6 separate regions of the Mus musculus genome follow, and regions 1, 3, 4, 5 and 6 are each linked to region 2. A link is a loop called in an ENCODE intact Hi-C map of the cell type or tissue named here. Cell type or tissue: left cerebral cortex. All regions are shown on one strand.

Region 1 (4,000 bases), 610 kb before region 2:
CCAGGATCCCTCCCAGGTAATGGTACTGCCCAGTGAGTGAGTAATTTTACCTCAGTTGGTCTAATCAAAATAATCCCTCACAGACAGTCCCACAGGCCCACTTCCCCATGTGTTTCTAGAGCTCACCAAGTTGGCAGTTGAGATTAACCAACACATTTCCCCTTCAGGTCGTTTCCTTTTCTTTCTTTTGTTTTGAGAGGACCGGCCTCCATCTTAAAGGGAAAAAAAGCCTGAGAATTTGACCTACAGCAGAACACAAGCTATACCCATGTACTAGAAAGGCCCCACGGCTTGTCCCTGGCCAGAGTTACTACTCCCTAGCTACTTCCTAGCAACAGTTAATCAAAGATTAGTCTGATTGTTTCAGATGTACTTTCAAACTGTTTGTGATCAAATATAGTCTTGCTTCAGATCACCCACCCATCAGCTTATAGCCGTTCTATTAGATGCTTTCCAGACTGGACACCCCCTCCCTCACCCCTCGCTCGCTCCTATTTTCTTATAAAATGTGTCCTACTGAGGGTTCAGGGCTGCTCCCACTTTCCCTTCCAGTCCTGCTGTGTCAGAGTTGGGTTGGAGGAGAGCCTAAGCCTGAGCTTGTAATAAAGAAACCCTAAGGCTATTACATCGGAGACGGTTCCTTGGTGGTTTTTTTTTTTTGTTGTTGTTTGTTTGTTTTTTTTTTGGGGGGGAGGGGTGTTCATGAACCCTTCCTGGCACATTTTGCTGTGAACCCTTCCCGGCACAACAGTTGGGTGTGGGATGGAGAAAGGCTCTCTATGCAGCCCAGGGCCTCCACATCTTAATCCCCCTGCTTCGGCTTCTAGGTGTGCAGCTTCATGCCCAGTTTGTAACTTCTGTGTTCTTGCATTTAGTCCTAAAAGCACCACCTTGACTTCTGTTCAAAAATATGTTTTCCAGGAAAAGAAATGACGTAGGAAGGACTGAATCAACCACCCAGGACACACAGCAAGAGAGTGGCAAAGTTGACTTTGGACCTAAGCAGAATGGCTACAGAATTCTTATAGCATTGACCCAGCCATATAGCCTTGTCCTTAGTAAACACAGACACTTGTAGGATTCAGGGTACATTCTGTATGGCTGGCCGCAGGAACCCAATGGCCTACAGAATTGGAAACCATGACTCAGTTAATGACCTCACCATTTACCTAACTTCTGGAGCTTTGGCACAGGAGGTTCTGGGTCATGATGCCAATGAATTAGTGGTTCTAAAGGTTCTGTGCGTGTCTACAATTACCCCATTAGCTGGAGTCAACTGCTCTCACTTGGACCCCATGGCAGTGGGGTGCAGTGCTTGCTAAGATCACTTTGCTACCTGTATTAAGGGAGATTTCATTTCCTATATGTTGAAGGTTAATATTAATCTTTGATTTGCCATTCAGAACATTCAAGGAACTCTAATAACACAGTTTGCAATGATTATTCTGAGATGTTCTGCTAACTTGCTCTAATTTTACACTTATAAGGGTCTCAGCCAAATTTCCACTGTACCTGCCAGTAACTCTAGTGTTCTACCACTAGGAGGTGCTGTTTCATCGATTTTTTTTTTTCCTTTTTCTTTTTTTTTTTTTTTCCAAACTAAGTGCCTCACTTGATCCCTTCCATGGGAATATCTGATAGTGAAAGCCTTGGCCTTTCACATACCACTCTTAAAATGTATCCAATTACTGGAGACAAAAAAGAAACAAGCAAACAGGTTAGTGTTTTAACAAAACCTTTGTTCAAGGAGCTCAAGGGTCTGGATACTTCCACATTAATTAGAAGCTAAGCTTCATTGATTAACACCAAAAAAAGAAAATAAATTCCTGAGTCTTGAGGCGGAGTAGAAGAAAATTCAGTCATCTGGCTCGCCAATTACAATTCAAAAATAGAAACATTGCTCTTGTGGTTTAATTTTTTTGATTGATTTTCTTTGATGAGATTAAGTTTTTGTCCATCTTGTAGGGATGTTTCAGCAGGTCTTGATAAATATTTTTTTTCCCGCTGGATAAATTCATCACACAGAGCTTTCCTGTTTACTCTGCTTTGTTACTGCACAGATCTGAGTTGGGGGTGGGCAAATCCCATTTTACATCTGTGTCAATAGACTAAGAGTTCTGAAATCAATAGAAATACAACAAAGTTTAAGGAGAAATGGGAAAGAAAACAAGGAATACTTGACCAGGATCCTGAACCTCCAGGTTTAGGATAAATTAAATAAGGAACATCTACTTATTTTCATTGCTTAATAAGTAAGGTAAAAGGCACGTGAAAGGGTACTTTTCTATCTGGTTAAAAAGCAAGAGAATACAGACAGAAACTAGAAATGGCACTTATTCCCAACTGTTTGCTTGTTTGCTTGCTTGTTTGTTTGTTTTCTGGGACAAAGCGTCTCTACCTGTTCTGGGGTGGCGTGAACTCCCAGCAATCCTTGCACCGCAGTCTCCCGAGCCCTGAGATTAAAGGCATAAGCCGTCACTCACTTGGGATCTAAGTTTTGTTTAAAAGGCCCTCCACACCACCACCGAGACTCTCATTTGAACAAGTAACTGGGATAAAGTGTGTCTACACCAAAGGGCCAGGAATCTTGGAAGGTCTTAGAATTCTGTCTACCAATTTTTTGTTTTTGTTTGTTTGTTGAGACAGGGTTTCTCTGTGGGACAACCCCTGCTGTCCTGGAACTCGATTTGTAGACCAGGTTGGCCTGGAACTCACAGCGATGCACCTGCCTCTGTCTACTGAGGGCTAGGACTAAAGGCATGCATCACCATGCCCAGCTACCAAGATGATTAAAAAAAAAAAAAAAAAAGAATCTCGGGCTACTGAGATGGCTCAGTGAGCAAAGGTTGCATGGCTCCAGCGCTGCGTCATCATCCTGAGCCCAGACTTCACGTTAGAGCCTTGCACAAAGCTGTCCCCTCCTCAACTGGGGGAGGGCAGCAAGGCCACACTTTATACTCCTACCCAACAGCCTCTCAGAAAGAGGAGGTGAGCTGCCAGGTGTGGTGGCCCATGCCTTTAATCCCAGCACTCAGGAGGCAGAGGCAGGCGGATTTCTGAGTTGGAAATAGCCTGGTCTACAAAGTGAGTTCCAGGACAGCCAGGGCTACACAGAGAAACCCTGTCTCGACAAAACCAAAAAAAAAAAAAAAAAAAAAAAAAAAAAAAAAAGAGGAGGTGAGCTATAGGACCCATTCTTAGGATCCCTGGGCTAGGTGAGAGGACTCCTGGCATCTCTTGAAAATCTGAATTGTGAATTTAAGATGTCAGCCCTCTCTGAGCCCTCCTTCACCTGGTGGCTTCTGTGAGCAAGCCTGACACAGTGGGCAGCTGGGCCCTGGGCAGCATGCCTCCTGTGCAGAGCTTTGATGGGCAGACTGTGAAGAGCTCATCTCTGTAGAGAGCTTGTATACACACACACACACATACACACACACACACACACACACACACACACACACACACACACACACACTTCAAGAGATATTAGAAGCCCCATGAGAGAACCAGCTTAGATTTTAGAAACCGTAAGAATCTTGTCTTGTTTACCATTTAGCTTTCAAGGCCTTATCTTTTGTGACTGGAAGGCATTTTGGTGCCCTTCCAGTCCCCTAACATTGTTCTTTAATTAGCTGGAGGCAGTACAGTGATCACAGAACACTTCCCTTTCTCTGAAGCTCCCAGCACCTGCCAATCCCTGATCCAGAAGCCAGAGGGAAGGGGAAGTCTTTGAGCCCTGGAACTGCAGTTATTCTCCGTGTATATAAAAGTGTAGACAGTAACCTGAAGCCGGCCTCTTCATTAGCGGATGCAGACTTACGGGCAACCCTACTTATTGGCTAATGCTGGCATGAGATTTATGATCCTGGTAACATGGAGTTTTTTGTCCATGGCCTGTTACATTCATCATCTGGCAGAAAAGTAAAAAGGAAAAACCAACTAAATAGGATATAGCTGATCAACACCAAGCAGGCCATGATAAACTACTCACAATACTTAA
Region 2 (4,000 bases):
TTGAATTACTCTGTCTCTTGTCATTGATGTTCTGACTTTATCGTCATTGAACAAACTTCTGATTTGGAGCCAATCATGAGGTCCCCTCTCGATGGTTCTGTCTTTTATCATCAGTTTTAACAAAATGACTTGCTGGGCGTGGTGGCACACGCCTTTAATCCCAGCACTCGGGAGGGAGAGGCAGGCAAATTTCTGAGTTCGAGGCCAGCCTGGTCTACAAAGTGAGTTCCAGGACAGCCAGGACTACACAGAGAAATCCTGTCTCAAAAAACCAAACCAAAAAAGAAAAAAAAAAAAAAAAAGACTTATTCCTTTCTACGTCACCGAAAAGCCAGCTGTTCAGCAGAACGAGGACGACGACAACAAATCTGAACACCTATCAGATCATTAAAAATGAGCAAACTAATTAACTTAAGTTTAGTCTTTAAGGTCATAAACCAGACCATGTATCTAAGCTGGCCTAGAACAGCAATCCATGGCTGAATCATCACCACAATAGAGCAACTAGACAGATAACTCCTCTGTCTGCATAGTCTTGGCCAGATCTCTCCCATTACGGCTAAGTAATCAGGCTATATATTCTTACTTACCTAGAGCCCCATAACTGTTCAAACATAGCAAGGTCTTTTGAAATATTGAAACTAGCCTGGTTGGAGAAAGATGTCCTGCAGCAAACAAAAGCTAAGTCTACAGGCCATGCGGCCTTGATATTGGTTCCCCAGAGTCTAGTGTTGGCTTTCTCTGCCACCTCTAATAGAAAGAGGAAACATTAAAGAACAACAAACACTTTCCCACGGAGCAAGTTGTGGTAAGTCAGTTCTAAGAGTTTCCCTTCCTTATCCCGCTTGCAACCCATAAGCTTAAAGAAAGCCATATGCCTAAGACTTTACAGGGAGCTCTGTGTTCTCACTTGTAATTGCTGTTGTGAAGTATTGGTCTTTGAACCATAACTACCCAGCGTTCTGTTAGCATCCGTTGAGGCCTACTACTAACTGACATTCTCCAGGCCCCTACAGCCCACAGGGTTAGCAAGTCACCTTTTGCCCACCTCACCCTCTCATCCCCGCCCAGGAACTCCCTGAGGCATATGCTATGCTAGGGACACCTGGTGGAGAGAAGCAGGCAGGGACCCTCAAAGCCTTACATGGAATCCTAAAAGCAAAACCTTCAGCACATCTCAGGCACAAAAGCAATAACTGAGTCACGCTTCTGCCGGTCTCAAAGTCAGGGTAGGGAAATAACGTGGTACTAAGATCTCAATGCAACTTAGACTCAGGGCAGCCAGGTGCTTACAGTCTGAGCACTCAGCCGGGGATTACAGTTTTTTAAGAGTAGGAAGAGCATCCTACTGTTCTGTCGGTGTGACTGAGAATTCTGAAGAAGAAAAGCAATGACAGAAATGTTAGACACTGGCCAGGGGTCTACAGGTTAATAAAAAGGCAAAGCAGAGATAAATGGAGGGAGGCACCCAGAATGGGGTAAGACAAAGGGGGAAGGGCCAGAAACCCCCCGCAGGGCTCAGCCTGGGAGGAAATTGGGGCTCCGTGGGCAAGAGACAGAGGAGGAGCACCCCCTAGCGTCCCGGGAGAGCCACAACCCAGCGCCCGTGGGCTGGAAGCCCCGCCCAGCCCACGCTATTCGCTGCCTCCGGGTTCCCTTATGTCGCACGGCCCTTAAGTTCCGGCTATGGCGCGCGGACGGAAGGTTTAAGCGGACGGACAGAGGCTGGAGATGGGCTCCGGGTAAGTCAGGGAATGTGCCTGTTGAGGGCTGTGTTTCGATGGCGGTTGGGGTTACAGGGGAAGGAGTGGAAGGAACAACACAGGGCGGGCGGCGGACCTTCTCTGAGGCCCGCGTAGGGTGGCGGTCTCAGGGGCGCTGGCTCCAGGGCCTGCGACAGGCCTGCCCTCTGTGTGGCCCGGGTCTTGTAAGCAGCAGGATTCCGCGCTTGGGGCCGTGTTTCTTCCTCCCCTGAGAGTCTTCCGTCCCTGGACCCTGAGACTTCCGTCCCCTCTTTCCCCGAGAGTTCCATACAACAAATGTTTTGGGCTCGTTTTAAAGGTAAAGGTCTATTCTTCAGTTGCAGTCTTAAGTGAACTCTGCTGCACTTCAGGCTACCCATTCAGATATTAATCATCTGAGAATTTAGAGGAATTCGTAGGGCAAGCCAGAGCGACAGAAAAGCCGACGTGTATGCACTTAGAAACTGAAGTGGAGCTTTGAGAGATTCCTGAGCGTCAAATTGCTATGAATGGGCTAATGATCCCCTTCAGAGTAGAACTATAAATGTAATTGATGGCTTTTAGAGCAGTCATGTGGCGAGGATGTATCATCAGGAGTAGACTGTCCAGGAGAAAGAAAACCCTTGGTTATCTGAAACATTGTAAAATGGTACCAATTGGAAAGGCTGAGGGCGGTGTGGGGAAATTTGATCAGAGTCAGCCCAAGTGAGAAATACATCGTGTTATCTACTAATGAGAGATCTTTTATTTTTCAGTTTTGTGGCTAAGCCCAGACTGCTTGAGTGAAACAGCCTTCAGGGACGTTCCATTCTTTCGTTTATCCCAGTGCTTACAACCCAAAAACAAAATTGGATTGCCACAAGTCGGCCACGGCTGAGGAAGTGCACTCGGGCCCTGACACAAATGCATCAGTCAGGAGAAAGAGCCAGCTTCTCAGGTGTCTTCAGAGAAGGCCAGACTGACAGCTGCGGTCACCCATTGCAGTGCTAGCAGCAATTTCATGGACTGGAAGTGCTTGTTGGTACTTGATCCAGAAAACTGTTTCTCAATCTCTTAAGAGGTGAGGGCGTGATCATCAGCTTTAAAAACCATAAAGGCTTCCGTGCATAAATGTGACCCACAAGAGCTGGATAAACTGCACCTGAGCAGAAGTGCAGGACTCCCTGGTGGCTCTGCTTAAATAAGAAAGTGTATTTTTGTGTACAGAGTTAAAATTTACAATGTATTTTCCTAATGAATTAATGTATGTTGTATTAGGGGTAGTTCATTGGTTATGTTGAGATTTTGATGAGCACCTGCTGTGTGCCAGATGTAAACCTGAGTAGACATTAGGAAGCAAAGTCTTTTTAAAATTTTATTATTTTTTTATTTTTTTTTTGGTTTTTCGGGACAGGGTTTCTCTGTGTAGCCCTGACTGTCCTGGAACTCACCCTGTAGACCAGGCTGGCCTCGATCTCAGAAATCCGCCTGCCTCTGCCTCCCGAGTGCTGGGATTAAAAGTGTGCGCCACCACTGCCCAATATGAAGCAAACTCTTATTGTGATCCTTGCCCTTAGTGACCTCATTTAATACAGTTCTGAACTCACTTTTCCTAGGCAGCATGGACCTAGGAAAATGCTAGTATGTAGCAAAACAGGGCAGTAATGCTTGGGGGTGGGGGGTGTCGGGGGTGGTGAGGTCATGTCATCTCCCAGAAGAGTGAATATGTTTAACACATTGTTTAATGAGACAGAGAGAGGGATACATATTTAATTTTTCCTTAGGGGCTGGAGTGGTTCCGTGGTTAAGAGCACTTCTGGAGACCCTGAGTTGAGTTCCCAGCACCCACATTAGGCAGCTCACAACCACCTGTCCAACTCTAGGGACTCTAACACCCTCTTCTGGCCTCTGAGGGCACCTGCTCATGTATGGCAGGCGCTCACACAGATACATACACTGAATAAAAAATGAAATTTTCTTTTAATTTTCTTTCCTACTGTCTAACATTTTGGACTGGTAAAGAGAGTCTGAAAAGTAAAACTTTTTTCTCTGGGTTAACTTCATTGGTATTTGATACATGAGCTGTTACAATATGTGAGATGTATCTATGGCCAATATGTGGTTAAAAAAAAGGCTTTTCCTGTTTGATCTGCTCTTACATATAACATTGTTGCCATGAACTAGTATGTGCTGAGTTCCCAACAACCTACTTACAAAGGAATTGCAGACTGTCACACAGTTACAGTTGGACATGTACTGAAGGGCAGTGCCTGTTGTTA
Region 3 (4,000 bases), 58 kb before region 2:
TGTACATATCATAAGCAAACGGCTAACAACCAAAGCCAGCCATACAAAAACAACTGAGGCTGTACAGGTAAACCTTGGCAACAAGAAGGAAAGAAAAACAAAACAAGAAACAGAAGCAGGGGGTATAACTCAGTGGTGAAGTACCTGCATAGCATAAACTAGACTCAGCACACAGATTCAAGAGCAGAATAATGAGGGGAGTGTAAAGAGGCAGAGTGGGGCTGGAGGCAGGCCTCAGCAGACAAGCATTCGCTACTCTCACAGGAGAGCTGCGTTCTGTTCCCAGTGTCTATATGGTGGCTCATAGCTCTCTGTAACTCTGGTTCCAAGGGGTCCAGTGCCCTTTTTGGCCTCTGTAAGTGCTGTGCACACATGGCACACTTGCATACATGTAAGCAAAGCACACACATAAATGAAAAAAAAAAAACTGAGTCTTTTAAAAAGTGCACAGAGCCTTAGAGAATTGTTGGGCAGTATGAAAGGTGTAATAGGATAGATACAGTTGTTATTTTCAAAGAATTGAAGAAAACGATTGTTGCAGAAAAGAGACTTGAAGTAGAAATATTTTAACTTACCAAATTGAAAAAATATATAAATTTCCAGATAGGCATGATGCAGCAAACTACAAAAGGATAGACTTGAAACCACATTCGGGGCCATTGAGATGCTCGTTGCCAGTGAAGGTGCTTGCACAAGCCAGGTAACTGAGTTCAGTTCCCAGAATCCATATAAAAGCAGAGGAGAGTTATTCTCCGACCCCCACACATGAGCTGTGCTACAGACCTCCAAAATACTAGTGGATATTTAAAAAAAAAAATGCATCTGTAGACATCATAAGCAAAGTGCTAACAATAAAGGCATCGATAAAAAAACAACTCAAACTTTTAATTCTTTTTGTTTTGTTTTGTTTTGTTTTGAGACAGGGTTTCTCTGTGTAACGCTGGCTGTCCAGGAACTCACTCTATAGACCAGGTTGTCCCCAAACTCAGAGATCCACCTATCTCTGTCTCCCTAGCACTGGGACAAAATGCGTGTGCCACCACTTCCTGGCGTAAACTTCAAAAGTATTTTTAAAATTACAAAAGGAATAAAGATCTGAATGGCCGTGTATTTTTGTCATAAAACCATGGAGGGGAGAGTTGAGTGAGGAAGCGTCTTTAGCGTTGAAAGAAAGGACACAGCAGTGCAGAGTCTGTATCTAGTGAAATACTCTCCAGGGCTTGTGGTGAAACAAGGGCACTTCAGACCAGGGAAGATGAATAGAAAACACACTCTGTAAGCTGTGCTCATGGCAGTTCAGGCTGAGGAAATCGTTACTAAAAGGAAAACTTGGATCTTAAGAAGGAGGCATTATAAATAGCTGCAGCATAAAAGCTGCCTTTTGCCTTGCTGCAACTCTTAAAGCACTGAGAATGGCTCAGCCGAGAAGCCATGACACTGGGGTCACTTAGTGCAGCTGGGGCTGGGACACAGTGGCTCGGGAGCTCTTGCTGCCACGCCTGAGTTTAATCCCTGGACCTTCTCAGTAAAGGGGGACTGGCTCCTTGGGTTATCCTCTGACCTCCACACTTTTGCTGTGGTGTGCAGATACTTCCTCCCTCACAAAATAAATAAATGTAAATTTTTTAATTCAATTTAAACATTTAATTCAACTGAGTTCTAAAACCTTAATAAGAAATTTTCTTGAATTTTTGAAGTCAGTTTTTGTGAATTTTATTTTCTGAATGTTATAGCATGTAAATTATATCTCAATAAGATTTTTTTAATGAAAGTATATTTTCTGACAACAGCAGAATCAAACTAAAAATATTAATAAGTATGGATTCAAAAAATCCAAAGTTCTAACTAATTCATGAATTAAAGATAAAGATCACTGGACTTAACCACTCAGTGGTTAAGAATATTGGCTGCTCTTAGGGCCTTAGAGATTGGCGCATTCCCAGTGGTATATCCTAGCTTGCAGCACCCACACAGAAGTGCTGATGCCCTCTTGTGGCCTCCATGGGTACTGAATGCACAGACATACATGCAAGCAAAACAACCGTATACATAAATATGTGAAGTATTTTTTAAATAAATGAATATTTTTTTAAAAAGGCCAGCTGCAGTGGCTTGTGTTTGTCATTTACAGCAATTGCATGGGACCAGAGAACCCTGAGGTTTGTTGGCCGTCTAATCTAGCCTACTTAGCAAGCTCTAGGCCAATGAGAGACCCTGTCTCAAAAAAGAGTGGACAAGTGCTGAGGAACAGCACTTAAGGTTTTCCTCTGGGCTGTGCACATGTACACATATGAATAACTGAACACAGTGCACACACACCTAGACATGCGCACCTGGACACAGTATAAAACCTCACACTGGCAGAGTTGATCTCCAGCATACTCATCCAGAATGATACACCTTTGTAAAACTGGTTGTTTTTCTTGCAGAAGTTGTAATGTTGCTCACCTGGTAGAAGGTAATAGGTAGTTGTTTCTATCTGACAGTGACTTTTAAATAATAATTTTAAATGTGAAGGAAATTAAGCTTGTAATTATGTTCTTAGGATCAAAGTTCTGATCGTACCAGTCTTTCTTCAGTGGGAGCCCAGGATTCTGAATCTACCTCTTTGACAGATGAAGATGTCTGCCACGAGTTGGAAGGAGCCACTTCCTCCCAAGAAAGCAGTGCGGCTTCGGGAACCAAGGGGATTGACGTCAGCAGGGCCAGCCTGGGAAGCTCTGCCTCCTTAGAAGGTCTGCCCGGCTCTGCCATGCTGCCAAGTCATAGGAGCTGTCTATTTTCATGATTTGATTTTTTTTTCAATCTTAAAAGATTTGCATGGCAAACAAATGAAGAAAAATTGGGGGGGGGTGTGGGCAAAATCAGGGCCCTTTGAGAGAAGTCTGGCTCCTGTCCCATCCCTCATATTGTTTGCTTCTGTTCTCGAGGGAACTGCTTTTCTCACTTTTCGTTTATCTTTTCACTTGATCCCCAATGGAGGAGCTAAAGAAAGTACCCAAGGAGCTAAAGGGATCTGCACCCCTATAGGTGGAACAACAATATGAACTAACCAGTACCCCCCCAGAGCTCGTGTCTCTAGCTGCATATGTATCAGAAGATGGCCTAGTTGGCCATCATCGGAAAGAGAGGCCCATTGTTCGTGCAAACTTTATATGCCCCAGTACAGGGGAACGCCAGGGCCAAGAAGTGGGAGTGGGTGGGTAGGGGAGTGGGGGGGGGGGGAGGGTATGGGGGACTTTTGGGATAGCATTGGAAATGTAAATGAAGAAAATACCTAATATAAATAAATAAATAAATAAACAAACAAATGAAAGAAAGAATGTAAACACAGGTCCTTTTATATATCTTTACTATTTTGAAACTTAGAAGGTAACAGGCACTAAACCTCTCTCACCTATTGTTCCGTTCACTTACCAGACTGGCGGGGCCTGGATTATCACCGAGACTGCCCCTCCCCCATTTTCACAGTGACTTAGTTCGTGGGTGGCCCTATCAGTTTACTGTAACCACCGCCCTGCTGAGCATTATGTTCCCCATTTGAATAATGCTACAACATGTGACCTTTATAATACCCGATTTATCCTTGAAATGGTATTTCCCAGTTCCTTTCGCAGATACGTCCTATTTTGAATTTTCAGTACCTGAATGTAAGAATACCTATTTTCCCATGGTCTCATCAGTATGACAAAATATGTTGGGGCAGGTGAGATGGCTCAGTGGGTAGAGCTGCTTGCTGCCAAGCCAGATAGCATGAGTCGTATCTCTGAGACCTAGATGGTGAAAGGAAGGCCCTGACTTCACAAGTTCACCTCTGACCTCCTCGTGTATATCACATGTGAGCACTCACATGCTACACAGCGGTAGACACACACCACAGACACTCATGCACACACACGAATGCGTTGACCGAGCATGTTGACCACTTCTGTGTTTTGCTGTGCAGACATGCCTCAGCTTCATTTTTATGTGAATTCTGTTGTAGAAATGAGGTTAAGAA
Region 4 (4,000 bases), 180 kb before region 2:
ATAGGATTATATTACACATCACTAGGGAAGTTGAGAGCCATTGATTTACAGAGAAGGCTCAGCAGTTAAGAGTGCATGCTGCTCTTTTAGAGGAATAGAGTTCAGTTCCCAATACCCACATTGGGCAGCTCAAAACCTCCAGTAACTCCAGCTGCAAGGGTTTTGATGCCCCCTCCTCCGGCCCCTGAGGGTACTGCACTCAAAACACACCACCCACACCCACACCCACACCCACTATATATATATGAAATAAATTTTTAGAAGCAAAACAAAATAGATGAAGGCCAATGGCTTTCCTACATGGTCTGTTTGTCTGTTTGGACATGGCAAAAGCCAAGCCATGTAGGGGATGGGTCATAGTGAATCATTATTTACCTAAAAGGCAATTCTCTATCCTGTGCTCTTTTGCTTCCTCATATAGAAGAAAGGTGAGAAACCATCCTGCTTCTTGGGATAGCTAGCTTCTCAGTCAGTTCAACTCATCAAACTTAAAAAATATATATTTATTTTCTTTTATGTACATAGTTGTTTGACCTACATGTCTATCTGTGCACCGCCCGCACTGAGTGCCGACACCGACAGAAGCCAGCAGAGGATGTCCGTTACCCTGGACTGGAGTTACAGTTGTGAGCTGCCATGTAGGTGCTAGAAATGGAACCCTAAGTCCTCTGCAAGAGCAGTCACTGCTTTCTACTGAGCCAATTCTCCAGCTCCCTATTCATCAAACGTTTACCAAGCACCTAGTCCTTATGTATTGGACACAGAGTCAGTTTTGGGGGAGAGTGCTGTGACCTCTTCCCTTGGGGAGCTCCAACCTATAAGGAAATACTATTATTGTATTTCCCTATTATTTTATTGTTTTTTAAAATGTGCATGTATCTGTATATTCCACATATGTGCGGGTGCAGGTGTGTATGTTTCTGTGTGTACATGTCACATGTGTGCAGGTGCCCGTGAAGTTCAGAACAGGGCATTAGATCTCTAGAGCTGAATACGGCAGCTGTGAGCCACCCGATGTGGGTGCGAGGAACAGAGCTCTGATGTAATGCAAGAACCATAAGCGCTTCCCGCTGATCACTATCTCCAGCTTTGTTGTGTTTATTGTACAGAAAAGAGGTGCAGTGTTGAAAGGTCTTTGAAAGCTATGGAGTGCTGTGAAATATAATAAACAATGTGTCTTACGCTTATCTAATGTGGCTCAGCGGTTGGTCTGATCCTGTCTTTGAGTAAATTCTCTAACAACAGCCCATTTGGAATCTTGGGATGTATCACAGTTGGCAGAGTGCTTGTCTAGTGAGCAGGAAGCCCTGTGTTCCATACCTAGCACCATACAAACTGACCATGGTCACACATCCTTGTCATCTCAGCACTCAGGGGACAGAGGCAAGAGAATTACAAGTTCAAAGTCACATTTAGCTAGTTTGAGAGCAACCTGGGATACAAAATACCCTGGCACACCAGGAAGTACATAATTACTTTTGTCAAATTAAACATTGGGGTGGTCAGTATTTACCTGGATAGTAACTGAATATTTTTCAGAAATGCATTTCATGTTGTGACCACTAGGTGTCTCGTTATTTTACAAGAAAATGGGAAAGCCTGGTGTTTGCACTTGGGTTGCTAGCCACCTGCTGTGAACACATTTGCCTCAGATAAAAATCTTAACCCTGTTCTAGCAAACATGGGTGCTAGCGGATGCTACTCATTTGAGACGTAGAAGATATCGCTGTGGATCATCTCTCCTGTTCATATCCCGCGCACCTACAAACTGTTCTCCTGAGAACCGGAAGGAAGAAGACAGCATCAGTTTGCCAATATTCAAATGCTAAGACCTTGATGGGAGCAGTGGTGCATCACTCCTGGTGTCCTGAGACAGGGTTTATCTGTGGTCTGAATATGAGCTGACACCCTAAGCCATGCTATGCTGTCTCTCTGCACCTAGTCACAACAGGACCATCTCCTGCGCACAGACGTCACTCAGAGGAGTCTCTTTCACAAATCTTTTCTTTCACTGTGAACTTCGGGTTTGTAAACGATACATACGTACATACGTGTGAACATTTTCACCAATGTCATAGATGGCTTTAGACGATCTGTGGAAGAACTCTTTGCCTATAAGGGACATCAGACAGGCAGACACTAGAACAGAGAGGAAACTAGATATTTTCTAAAACAGATTGCATCATGAAGAGCCCATCCTCAGCTAGGAAGGTAGCTTAGTTGGTAGGGTGATTGCCTAGCATACTTGAAGCCCTGGGTTCCATACCCAACAACAAATAATCTGTAATCCCAGTATTAGTGCAACCCATTTTTGGCTACAGTCCAAGGCAAGCCTGGGCTTCGTGACATCCTGTATCAGCAAAACAAAATGAAGTAATAAAAAGTTGCAATAAGAGGACTCAGTGGGTAATGGTACTTGTCACCAAGTCTAATGACCTGAGTTCGATCCCCAAGAAAGAAGAGAACCAGTTACAGTAAGTTGTCCCCGACCTTGCAACACAGCATTTAGCACACACTAATGAATACACTTTTTTTCAAGCCTGTTTCATCAGGTTTTCATGCTCTGCTAATCAGAGTGTAACTGATGAGACCTTGTCTCAAAAAATGTCGTGGAAAAGAGACTCAAGAGGAAGCCAGTCACTAACCTCTGAGGTCTACATTGTGTTTGTGTGGACAAGTGGACCCCACACATATGCACACATGCAGACAACACTTACACACATATACACACATATCACAAAAGGGTCTTTGATGATAAACAGAAATGCTTGTAATAAAACATAAATTGGGAAAAAAAAAGCAAGGGCACAAAGTGTACAATATTAACCCCAACTCCATGAACATCCATATGTAAAATGGGGGATTCCTGCAAATTCAAACTGACGATAGGATTGCAATCTTCCTTTATAACTTGCTATGTTTTCCTTCTTTCCACTTTAAACATATGGTATTTTGTAATAAGAGGGTAAAATCCATGCAAAGAAGGACAGTCCATCTCATTGAAGTCATGCTGGTCAAGATAAAATTGTGTGTGTGTGTGTGTGTGTGTGTGTGTGTGTGTGTGTGTGTGTTTGCTTGATTGCAGGATACACGTGTGTGGGAATTGTGCCACTGAGTTTGGAGGTCAGAGGACAACTTTCAGGAGTCAGCTCTCTCTGTCTTCCTTCTTATGTGGATTCTGGTGACCGGAGTTGGATCTCCAAACTTGCATGACAAGCACTTTTACAATGATCCATCTTGCCAATCCTGGTCAATGTAAAATATTAATAAAGGACACATCAATTATTTAAGTAACTAGAAACCAATGACATAAAAGACAAGCCTCAACCTCTGTGTATTTTCTATCCTGACAAAAATAGGAAGATAAAAATCAGTCAATTTCTATCTAACGTCAAATATCCATATATTTTTGGTTGACTTTGATTCTTAACTACATTTTCACAATTAAATAACAGGTTATAATCTCAATTCAGCATTAGCTAGATGCCTTTTTTTGTTTGTTTTTTGTTTTGTTTGCTTTGTTTTTTCTTTTGACAGAGTCTTATTGCATAGACCTCATTAGCTTGGAACTCATTATGTAGACCATTTTGTAAACTCACATCCTCTGCCTCAGCCTCCCCAGCGCTGGAATCAAAGTCGTGTGCCAGCAGGCTTGGCAGCTGGACTCACTCTTGCTTTGTAATTTTAGAAAATCCAAATCATTTCTATAACTTATAAGTTGTTCCTCAGAAATAATATCCTCTGATTTAGATCTTTAGTGGAAAGTTTTAAATTTTTGTATGTACATAGATGCTTGGCCTGCATAATATTTGTGCAGTACATGTGTTCCCCGTGCCCACAGAGATCAGAGGAGGGCATCAGACCCTCTGGAACGGGAGCTACAGGCAGTTGTGAGCTGCCAGGTAGGTGCTGGAAATTGTGCTCTACACGAGCATCCAGAACTCTAACCACTCAGCATCTCTGCAGCCCCATCTGTTTTAGACTTTAGAGCTTAAGGTAT
Region 5 (4,000 bases), 680 kb before region 2:
AAATAGATCTTTAAAAAATACTTTTATATGTATGGTTGTGTATGTAATACATATATGCCTGTGTACATACATACCCATGCATAAATAAACCTACATACATAAATAAACCATATATGCATCTATACATACCCATAACTACATGAATAAACCATTCATATTTACATACATATCCACACATATAAACATACATACATAAACCATGATATACATACATAAATCTACAGAGTGCTTGGTTCTCTGGAGGTCAGAAGAGAGCCTCAGATACCCTGGAATCATACACGGCTGTGTCACTATGTGAGTGTACTAGAGTCCCCTACATGAGCAACATGTACTCTTAATGGTTAAGCCATCTGTATGTCTCAGCCCCCCCCCCCCCCCTTTGAGACAGGGTCTCTCACTGTGCCTGGAACACATCAGTTAAACCTGGCTGGCTGGCTAGCCAGCTGGAGGAATCTGATTTTTGCCTTCTCAGAATCGGGATTCCGGGTAATATCAAGCTGTTTTTTAACCTGGGTATTGGAGATCTGAACTCAGCTCATCATGCAATGTGGGGGAGTCCTTTACCCTCTGAGGGATCTCCCCAACCCTGCCCTCCCTTTTTGTTGTTTGTTTTGAAACAATATCTCACTGTGTAGCACTGGATGGCCTGGAACTCCAGGGATCTGCCTAAGATTAAAGGTAAACACTGGATCCAATACTTTTTTTTTTTTTTTTTTTTTTTTTGATTTTTCGAGACAGGGTTTCTCTGTGTAGCTCTGGCTGTCCTGGAACTCACTTTGTAGATCAGGCTGGCCTCGAACTCAGAAATCCACCTGCCTCTGCCTCCCAAGTGCTGGGATTAAAGGCGTGTGCCACCTCGCCCGGCCGGATTCAATACTTTTAAAGAAAACAGGGAACCCTCCTTTTTTTGTTGTTGACATATTTCTTTTTTCTTTCTTAAAGATTTATTTTATGTATGTGAGTACACTGTAGCTGTCTTCAGACACTCCAGAAGAAGGCATCAGATCCCATTACAGATGATTGTGAGCCACCATGTGGTTGCTGGGGAATCGAACTCAGGACCTCTGGAAGAGCAGTCAGGGCTCTAGTCACTGAGCCCTCTCTCCAGCTCTTGACATATTTCTTTGGGTCTACACGTCTAACCCTAACTACAAACTACAATCTTTTCCTCATATCTTTATTTAATTAACAAAATTCATAGTCGTGGCATTTTGCTATTCTGAAGATGCAGTAATTTTCCAGCCAAAGTTGTTTGACACTACGTTTTACTCCTCTACAAATCAGTTTTCTTTTCTTTCTTTTTTTTTTTTTTCTCGTAGACGCTGGCCTGGAACCTGTGGCGATCCTCCTACCTCAGCCTCCGAGTGCTGGGATTCCAGGCGTGCACTATTATGCCTGGCTTCCATCGTTCGTGTTCTAAACCCGGAGACCTATTTCTGGAGCTAATAAAGCGCCCAGAACTCATTGCCGTCCCAGACATTCCGGATGGGTAGGCGGGCTTCCGAGCGCGGTGGGCGGGGCTCAGACCCTTAGGCTCCTCCCACGCCTCTTCGCCTACCCTTGGCGCCAAATTTCTCAGCTTGTCTCGCGGAGCCGAGTCTCGCGAGAAGCGGTGTTGGCGCGCTTGGCGGCGGCCGCTGTCTAGGTGAGGTGAGACCGGTTTCTGTGAGCGCAGATTTTGGAAGTGGAGCCCGCGTTGCAAAGGCGGCGCGGGGCGCGGGAGATGGGGTCTCACCCAGGAGCCAGGCGGAAGCGGGGCTGAGGAGGAGCGGGCGGAGCGGGTGGGAGGCGCCGCGGGAGGATGGCGGGCCTGCACCGGAGCCGCGCGCACGGACCTAGCTGAGAGGGAGGCTGGGAAGCGGACTCGAGGGGAGGCGAGGGAGAGGTGACATCCCTAGGGCTGGCGCCGACGGTGGGACGAGAGTGAGGGTGGTGGGACTTCCTTTAGGGCGAGGAGCTCCTGTTTTGACAACTAGGGAAAACGGTAGGTTGGAAACAGGTCCGGGAAGGACTTGTGGATCGGATGTTGAATTTGTCACGCACACTGCTCTGGGAGTTTGAGGACCTGGAGGGGGAAAGAGACTTAACTCGTTAGTGTCTAAAACACGTGTGACAGTTGTCAAGGAGAGAAGGAAGGGCTGTGAACATCTAATTCTTTACAAACACTGAGAGAAACCAGTTTACTGATAAGCCCCACTGTGCTTTTTTGGTTAATTGCTGGTTATTGTAGTTTTAAGTCCTGTTCTCAAACTCCCATTAGAATGGGATTGAGTGTACTAACTAGATGTTTTGAGGATTGGGGTGCTTGTTCTGGGCCTGGAACCCAGGCCAAGTGGTCCTAGGTAGAGTTATAATCTACCCTTGGTTCCCACATTTAAAGGTACTCAAAGACGTAGCGGTTTATTATCAGGAGCCAGTACTTTGTTTTTATAAATTTACGGTCACAAATTTAGAATTGGGGACAGCTAGTAAAGGCGATATAGTGCTGGGGAACAAGCCTTACTGAGTGTGATCCCTGGGTCTCATGCAAAGCTGGAAGGAAAGAATTGACTCTACCCACAGAGTCCTTTGCTACTTTGTGGATTCTTTCTTCCACCCTTCTCTACCCTTAATCTACCCTTTAGGCTCCCTAAAAAACGAGAGGATAGGGGGAAAAATGGCAACATTATCTTTACCCTGCAGATGAGGAGTGTCAAGTTCCTTGGGGCATGTTTGAGGCAAGGTGAGGACCTTGAGGATGTGTTATTTCTTCTCTTGCTCACCACTAAACAAAACCACAGCCAACAGCAAGCAGTCAATCCTGGCCTTTACCCTCTGAAAAGTCCTGAGGAAGCTATCTGCAGTTAGCAGAATCGCCGTTACAGCATTAGAGCTCAAGGCCTGTCATACCAGCTGCTGTGGGCAATCTGAAGCAGCCAATTCCCATACCAGGAGTTAAAATGAAGAAATAATATTTCTGTGCTTTTTTAAAAAAAAGATTTATTAATTTTATGTATGTAAGTATACTGTAGCTGCTTAGACACACCAGAAGAGGGCATTGAATCCCATTACAGATGGTTGTGAGCCACCATGTGGTTGCTGGGAATTGAACTCAGGACCTCTAGAAAAGCAGTCAGTGCTCTTAACTGCTAAGCCATCTCTCCAGCCCATTTCTGTGCTTTTTTTTTTTTTTAAAAAAGAAACCACCACTGGGCATGCCTTTAATCGCAGTACTTGGGAGGTAGAGGCAGGCGGATTTCTGAGTTCGAGGCCAGCCTGATCTATAGAGGTGAGTTCCAGGACAGCCAGGGCTACACAGAGAAACCCTGTCTTGAAAAACCAAAAAAACAAAACCCAAAAAAACAAAACCCACAATTCCAAAATTGTCATTACAGGTTGTCCTTTGACCTCCCCCGGTGGCACATAATGCACTCTTATTATACATACAACAAACATAAATTTAAAGAAGTAATAAATTTAGAAGTTTTGGGGATGTTTTAGACATGTCCTGAGTATAATATCTTTAGCTGTTTTTGTTTTTTAAGATTTTTTTTTTTTACATGAGTACACTGTCGCTGTCTTCAGACACACCAAAAGAGGGCATCAGATCCCATTACAGATGGCTGTGAACCACCATGTGGTTGTAGGGAATTGAATTCAGGACCTCTGGAAGGCAGTCAGTGCTCTTAACCACTGAGACATCTCTCCAGCCCATATTTTTAGTTTTAATTTAGGAAATTTTGAAGGTTTAAGAATGTGTATCTTGCTGGGCAGTGGTGGCTCACATCTTTAATCCCAGCACTTGGGAGGCAGAGGCAGTGAATTTCTGAGTTCAAGTCCAGTTTGGTCTACATATTGAGTTCTAGGACCTATACAGAGAAACCCTGTCTTGAAAAAACAAAACAAAACAAAAAACCCAACCAACCAAACAAAAAGAGTGTGTATCTTGGGGGATATGTACACTTGAGGCCAGATGTCAAAGCCCCTGAAGCAGTAGTTATAGGTATTAGTGAGCTATATA
Region 6 (4,000 bases), 620 kb before region 2:
TTGCTTTCGGTTGTCCCAGGAATTGGTTTTCAAAACAATCCTAATATTAAAAACATTTTAGAAAACAGAGGTTGAAGAGGCTTGCTGTGTGTGAGCGAGCTGAATGGTAACAACAAATTGATTTTAGTAAAAGAAATTGAAATACGACACCTGCAGCAGTGTTTAAACCTGGCTGTGTGTAAACATCTATATGTCTGTGTCTGAATAAAATCAACTTCAAGCTCATTTTAAAATATTCAATTTGAAAAAAAAACCCACGTACATTCTAGCTAATGTATATTTCTCTGAACTAAGCATCAGGACAATTTATCATTTTCATACACAAATAAAGAAAACTTTACCTTTTACTACCAAAAGCTGAAGAAACCAAAACATCTTAAAAACAGAATAAATCCAGTTTCTGCTTGTTAAATACCTTGGGGTGTTGAGGGTTTGGGTATATAATTCTAACATGCTATTCTCATAAAAGTTTCCAAATATTAAATGAAGCAAAACTGTATTCTAAGAAATTTGCACAGAAAGGGGCAATTATTCTTTCATTTAGGTGCAAGGTGAGTATTTTAAACTGGTCCAATTAGAAATGTTTTATTCAGCAAATACAATTACTATGGCTGATAGTTACAGGACTAATCTAAAAATCAGAAAGAGCTATTTTTAATTTCGTTGAATAAATCACGGTAAGTACAGTTTGCTTCTACAATAGAGGAAGATAAGATTTAAAAGTATTCTTTTCCAAAGAAAGGAATGCTCCTGAAACAATGTACCTATGAATAAGATTAAATACTATATATTATTAGCAAAAATAAAAGGAAGAAATAATAGTGCTACCTATGAAAATGTAAACCAGAAGCCAGTTCACCATAGAATCTTAACTATGTACATCCCGGGGACCCAGCAGTTTATTGATCTACAGTCAGATCTTTTGGCCAGGTGTTGAAGCACACATATAAAATGTTACTACATTCCTCACCAGCAAAGAGAATACCAAATTAGTTTCAAAAATCCTTTCTGACAAAATAATGAATTCCTCCTCTTTCCCTCTAACAAGGGACCTTTTCTAAAGGGGGCAGGGGAACCGGTACTGAAAATAAATAAATAAATAAATAATGCAAAACAGATACCTCCGGCCTCTCTGGTGCTGCACAGCTTGACAGGCCGTTTGCATGAAAATAACTCCCTTCAACTCCGGGAACTCCAGAACCTCGAGGTAATCCTGGACAACTTTCCAGTCTGGGATCACGTAATGAGTGACTTCGGCAGCCAGGAGCTTCCCATCTGAAACATAATTCAGAGTGGAAGCCATTAGGTAACATTTTCAAACCTGGTTTATGACTATTTCAATGTCACAGTGCTCCCGGTGTGCAAAATAACTTCTCATCTTAATTTCACCTTGAAGTTTTTAAAAGACAAGACAAATCTACTTTGGTGGAGGCTCAAAGTTCAGCTCCATTGCTCCCCCTCCCCTCAGCTGTGATTAAATACAAGCCCAACATGGTTTATGTTGTAGCCAGCACTTCTTCGAAAGAATGATATTTTAAAAACAAGTACGTCCCTGGAAGAAACTAAATTTCTACTAAGCCATCACAGACATGCATGAGCACTGACTGCGTTGGCTACTTACATATCCATTATATCTCTATCTACATATACACACGTGTATATATATGTAAGGGCAAGAGTGCACATGTGTGTGTGTGTTGACCCCTTGTAAGCATCTAACAATTCCAAGGCTATTCGGTCTGAAGCTTCCTAACACGGCTACACGGTTCTAGGGTTGAGGAGAACGTCCTAAAAAGGATGCGCTGTTCAATCAATGGGCTTCCACTCAACTGACACCTTGGTCAAGCTGTGACCTCAATCATGTATTCTGAAAAGACCCCCTCACGCTCATCTCCCACTAGGGGTAACAAACAGCTGGAGGGTCTGCGTACTGGCAGGAGCAGAGCAGGCAATGTCAAATGTCCAGCCAGCGTAATACGCTCAGGAGTAAGGTGCCAATAGCATTTTCGGGCAGAAAGGAGGAGGTGCCTACGCCCTTAGGTCCCCCTGGAAAAACCGAAGCATCCGGTGCCTGCAGGCTCTTCCACTTAGCCCGGCTATTGTAGCAGGCAGGTCCGGAGAGGAGCGCCCCTGAGGCTGCAGAGGCCGGTCCTGCCTGTGCCGGCCACTGGGAGGGAAGACTGGACGCACCGGGGACGCTCCAGGGCCGCTCCCGGCTGCCCCAGTACCGCCGAGCCCAGACGGTTATGCTCGCTCCGGCTGCCTACAGTCCGCGAGGGTCTGGCTCCGCCCTTGATGCCAGCGCTAAGCCGCCCTCGCTGCTCAGCTTCCCGCTCTCCTCTCTCCTTGGGTCCCGCTTCCTTCACTAGGGCCCCGCCGCCATCGCGACGCCAGGCCGGGATTCCCTTTGCTCTTTGGGCCTCTGCCACCCTCGCTCCTCAGGCCTCAGGTCCCTTCGCTCGCGCCCGGCAGCCTTCGCTACGTCAGGCCCCGGCCTCCCTCGTTCCTTTGGTCCTGGCTTCCCTCGTTCTCCGAGTCCCGGCTTCTCTCGCTCTCCGAGCCCCGGCTTCCCTCTCCGGCTCCGGCCTCCCTCGCTCTTCCCGCCCGGGCCTTCCCGGTCCACCCCGGCTCTGACCGTTGCGGCAGGCGGCAGGCTGCGGGCACAGCGGGCTGTTGCAAGGCACGCTGGGCCGCAGGTAGTGTTCACGCACGATCCGCAGCGTCCGACCCTGGAAGGTCCTCAGCAGCAGCACCTTCTCCCGCTTCTGCAGCATGCTGGCGGCGTCGCCCGGCACTGTGGCCGGGAAGCGGCGGGCGGCGGGCGGCAGGCGGCAGGCTCAGGCGAGACCGAGGCCTGAGGCCCGCCCCTCGGGCCTGGTCGGGCAGGCAGCAGCGTTCACGTTCCCGCTACCGCTACCGGGAGCGACCTAGCCAGGGCTGAGAATCCTCCGGGCCCAGTCCTACTCGCGCCTTTTATTCCTCTCTGTGCCTTAGTTGTCCCCGGGCGGGAAAAGTGTAGATAAACTTCACCCGAAGAATCCTCGGGTGTGAAGGTAGGATGTGGCAGGTAGTCTAAGAGTCGAGTGTAAAAGGATTATTATTTTTATTTTTATTATTATTTTTTTTACTTTGTTTCTACCCACAGGCCCGTGTGCGAAGGGCTGCCATAGCAACAGAGGTAATGCCGGGCAGTGATGGCTCATGCCTTTAATCCCAGCACTTGGGAGGCAGAGGCAGGTGGATTTCTGAGTTCAAGGCCAGCCCGGTCTACAGAGTGAGTTCTAGGACAGCCAGGGCTACACAGAGAAACCCTGTCTCGAAAAACCAAAACAAAAAACAAACAAAAAACAAAACAAAAACCAGAGGTAATAACTGTAGAGTTTTCTCGTCCTTGTTTTTGCAGTATCTGAAAGAATTGAAAAGCTCAGCAAAAAAGCTGGTAACCCTGCTGGCCAAACCGGTTTTCCTCTTCAAAAATATGCTTATTTTAAATTTTAATACACGTAAACATTCAAACACTACAGATAAAATGAAAACCAGTCCTTCTGGGGTAAACACTCTACAACTTTTATAGCGCTGGCAGCCTCGGGCAAAGGACTTCTTAGAGCCGCTATTGACATGATCTCTAAGTACTGTGCTTGTAGTGTTTGACAAAAAGGACGGTATCTTGGGAGACCACACACCCTGGATTCTCCAAGCACTGAGCCCACTGGAGCAAGAGTATCATTTAGCTTCCTTAAATCAAAGGAGTGGGTGTTTATTTGTATCATTTTATAGGCTGTGAGGCTGCATTAAGGGAGCTTAAGTGCCCAAGGATACCTAGTTATTATGTTTCAGAACCAATCTTGAAGCTAGAAACTGCTCAACTTCAAAGCAGGTTAAGCATCATCTAGTCACTGGTGAATAAAAGAGAGAGCGCCTGCACCAAAGGAATTTACTGCTTGGCAACCTTTGGTTAATGTGGCTGGCCCAGTTGGCTGGAAACACCTGGTTCTTCCAA

The links. A loop is a pair of places that touch in the nucleus more often than their neighbours do. Peaks named below come from ENCODE experiments on the same cell type or tissue, not always from the same donor. Only the 100,000 strongest peaks of a DNase experiment are listed, where the experiment ranks them.
Region 1: a loop joins it to region 2, with 2.4 times the contacts of the local background. A loop is called at or near these places in 11 of 42 quality-filtered maps.
Region 3: it touches region 2 in a loop (4-fold over the local background); 6 of 42 quality-filtered maps call a loop at or near these places.
Region 4: it touches region 2 in a loop (4-fold over the local background); 11 of 42 quality-filtered maps call a loop at or near these places.
Region 5: it touches region 2 in a loop (7-fold over the local background); 6 of 42 quality-filtered maps call a loop at or near these places.
Region 6: a loop joins it to region 2, with 6 times the contacts of the local background. A loop is called at or near these places in 10 of 42 quality-filtered maps.

Annotation. Positions count from the first base shown.
Region 1 is chr9:64,346,015-64,350,014 of GRCm38, forward strand. No RefSeq gene overlaps it. Among named protein-coding and RNA genes, the nearest start is that of Dis3l, 6.8 kb to the left of the region's middle. In left cerebral cortex, a CTCF peak has its summit at 1,525 (motif pointing right); a DNase peak (open chromatin) is centred at 1,565.
Region 2 is chr9:64,959,197-64,963,196 of GRCm38, forward strand. It overlaps Ints14 (integrator complex subunit 14), which reads left to right and starts at 1,636. Exons shown (of 13, transcript NM_001077631.2): 1 at 1,636-1,742; 2 at 2,498-2,802. In left cerebral cortex, CTCF peaks have their summits at 1,091 and 1,601; DNase peaks (open chromatin) are centred at 1,154 and 1,658; H3K4me3 peaks cover 1,397 bases; H3K27ac peaks cover 1,263 bases.
Region 3 is chr9:64,901,605-64,905,604 of GRCm38, forward strand. It overlaps Dennd4a (DENN/MADD domain containing 4A), which reads left to right. Exons shown (of 35, transcript NM_001162917.1): 25 at 2,546-2,735. Among named protein-coding and RNA genes, the nearest start is that of Gm39361, 29 kb to the right of the region's middle. In left cerebral cortex, CTCF peaks have their summits at 1,238 and 1,999 (motif pointing left); DNase peaks (open chromatin) are centred at 1,302, 1,982 and 2,694.
Region 4 is chr9:64,778,171-64,782,170 of GRCm38, forward strand. Gm36365 (a long non-coding RNA gene) reads left to right here. Exons shown (of 3, transcript XR_379558.3): 3 at 526-1,192. Among named protein-coding and RNA genes, the nearest start is that of Gm36365, 8.8 kb to the left of the region's middle. In left cerebral cortex, CTCF peaks have their summits at 170 and 1,554; a DNase peak (open chromatin) is centred at 1,587.
Region 5 is chr9:64,280,003-64,284,002 of GRCm38, forward strand. It overlaps Tipin (timeless interacting protein), which reads left to right and starts at 1,583. Exons shown (of 8, transcript NM_001324557.1): 1 at 1,583-1,645. In left cerebral cortex, no CTCF peak of the experiment used is centred here; a DNase peak (open chromatin) is centred at 1,579; H3K4me3 peaks cover 1,246 bases; H3K27ac peaks cover 406 bases.
Region 6 is chr9:64,338,358-64,342,357 of GRCm38, forward strand. It overlaps Dis3l (DIS3 like exosome 3'-5' exoribonuclease), which reads right to left and starts at 2,900. Exons shown (of 17, transcript NM_001001295.2): 1 at 2,636-2,900; 2 at 1,122-1,275. The coding sequence starts at 2,774. In left cerebral cortex, CTCF peaks have their summits at 1,251, 2,125, 2,732 and 2,936; DNase peaks (open chromatin) are centred at 1,475, 2,286 and 2,744; H3K4me3 peaks cover 2,036 bases; H3K27ac peaks cover 2,132 bases.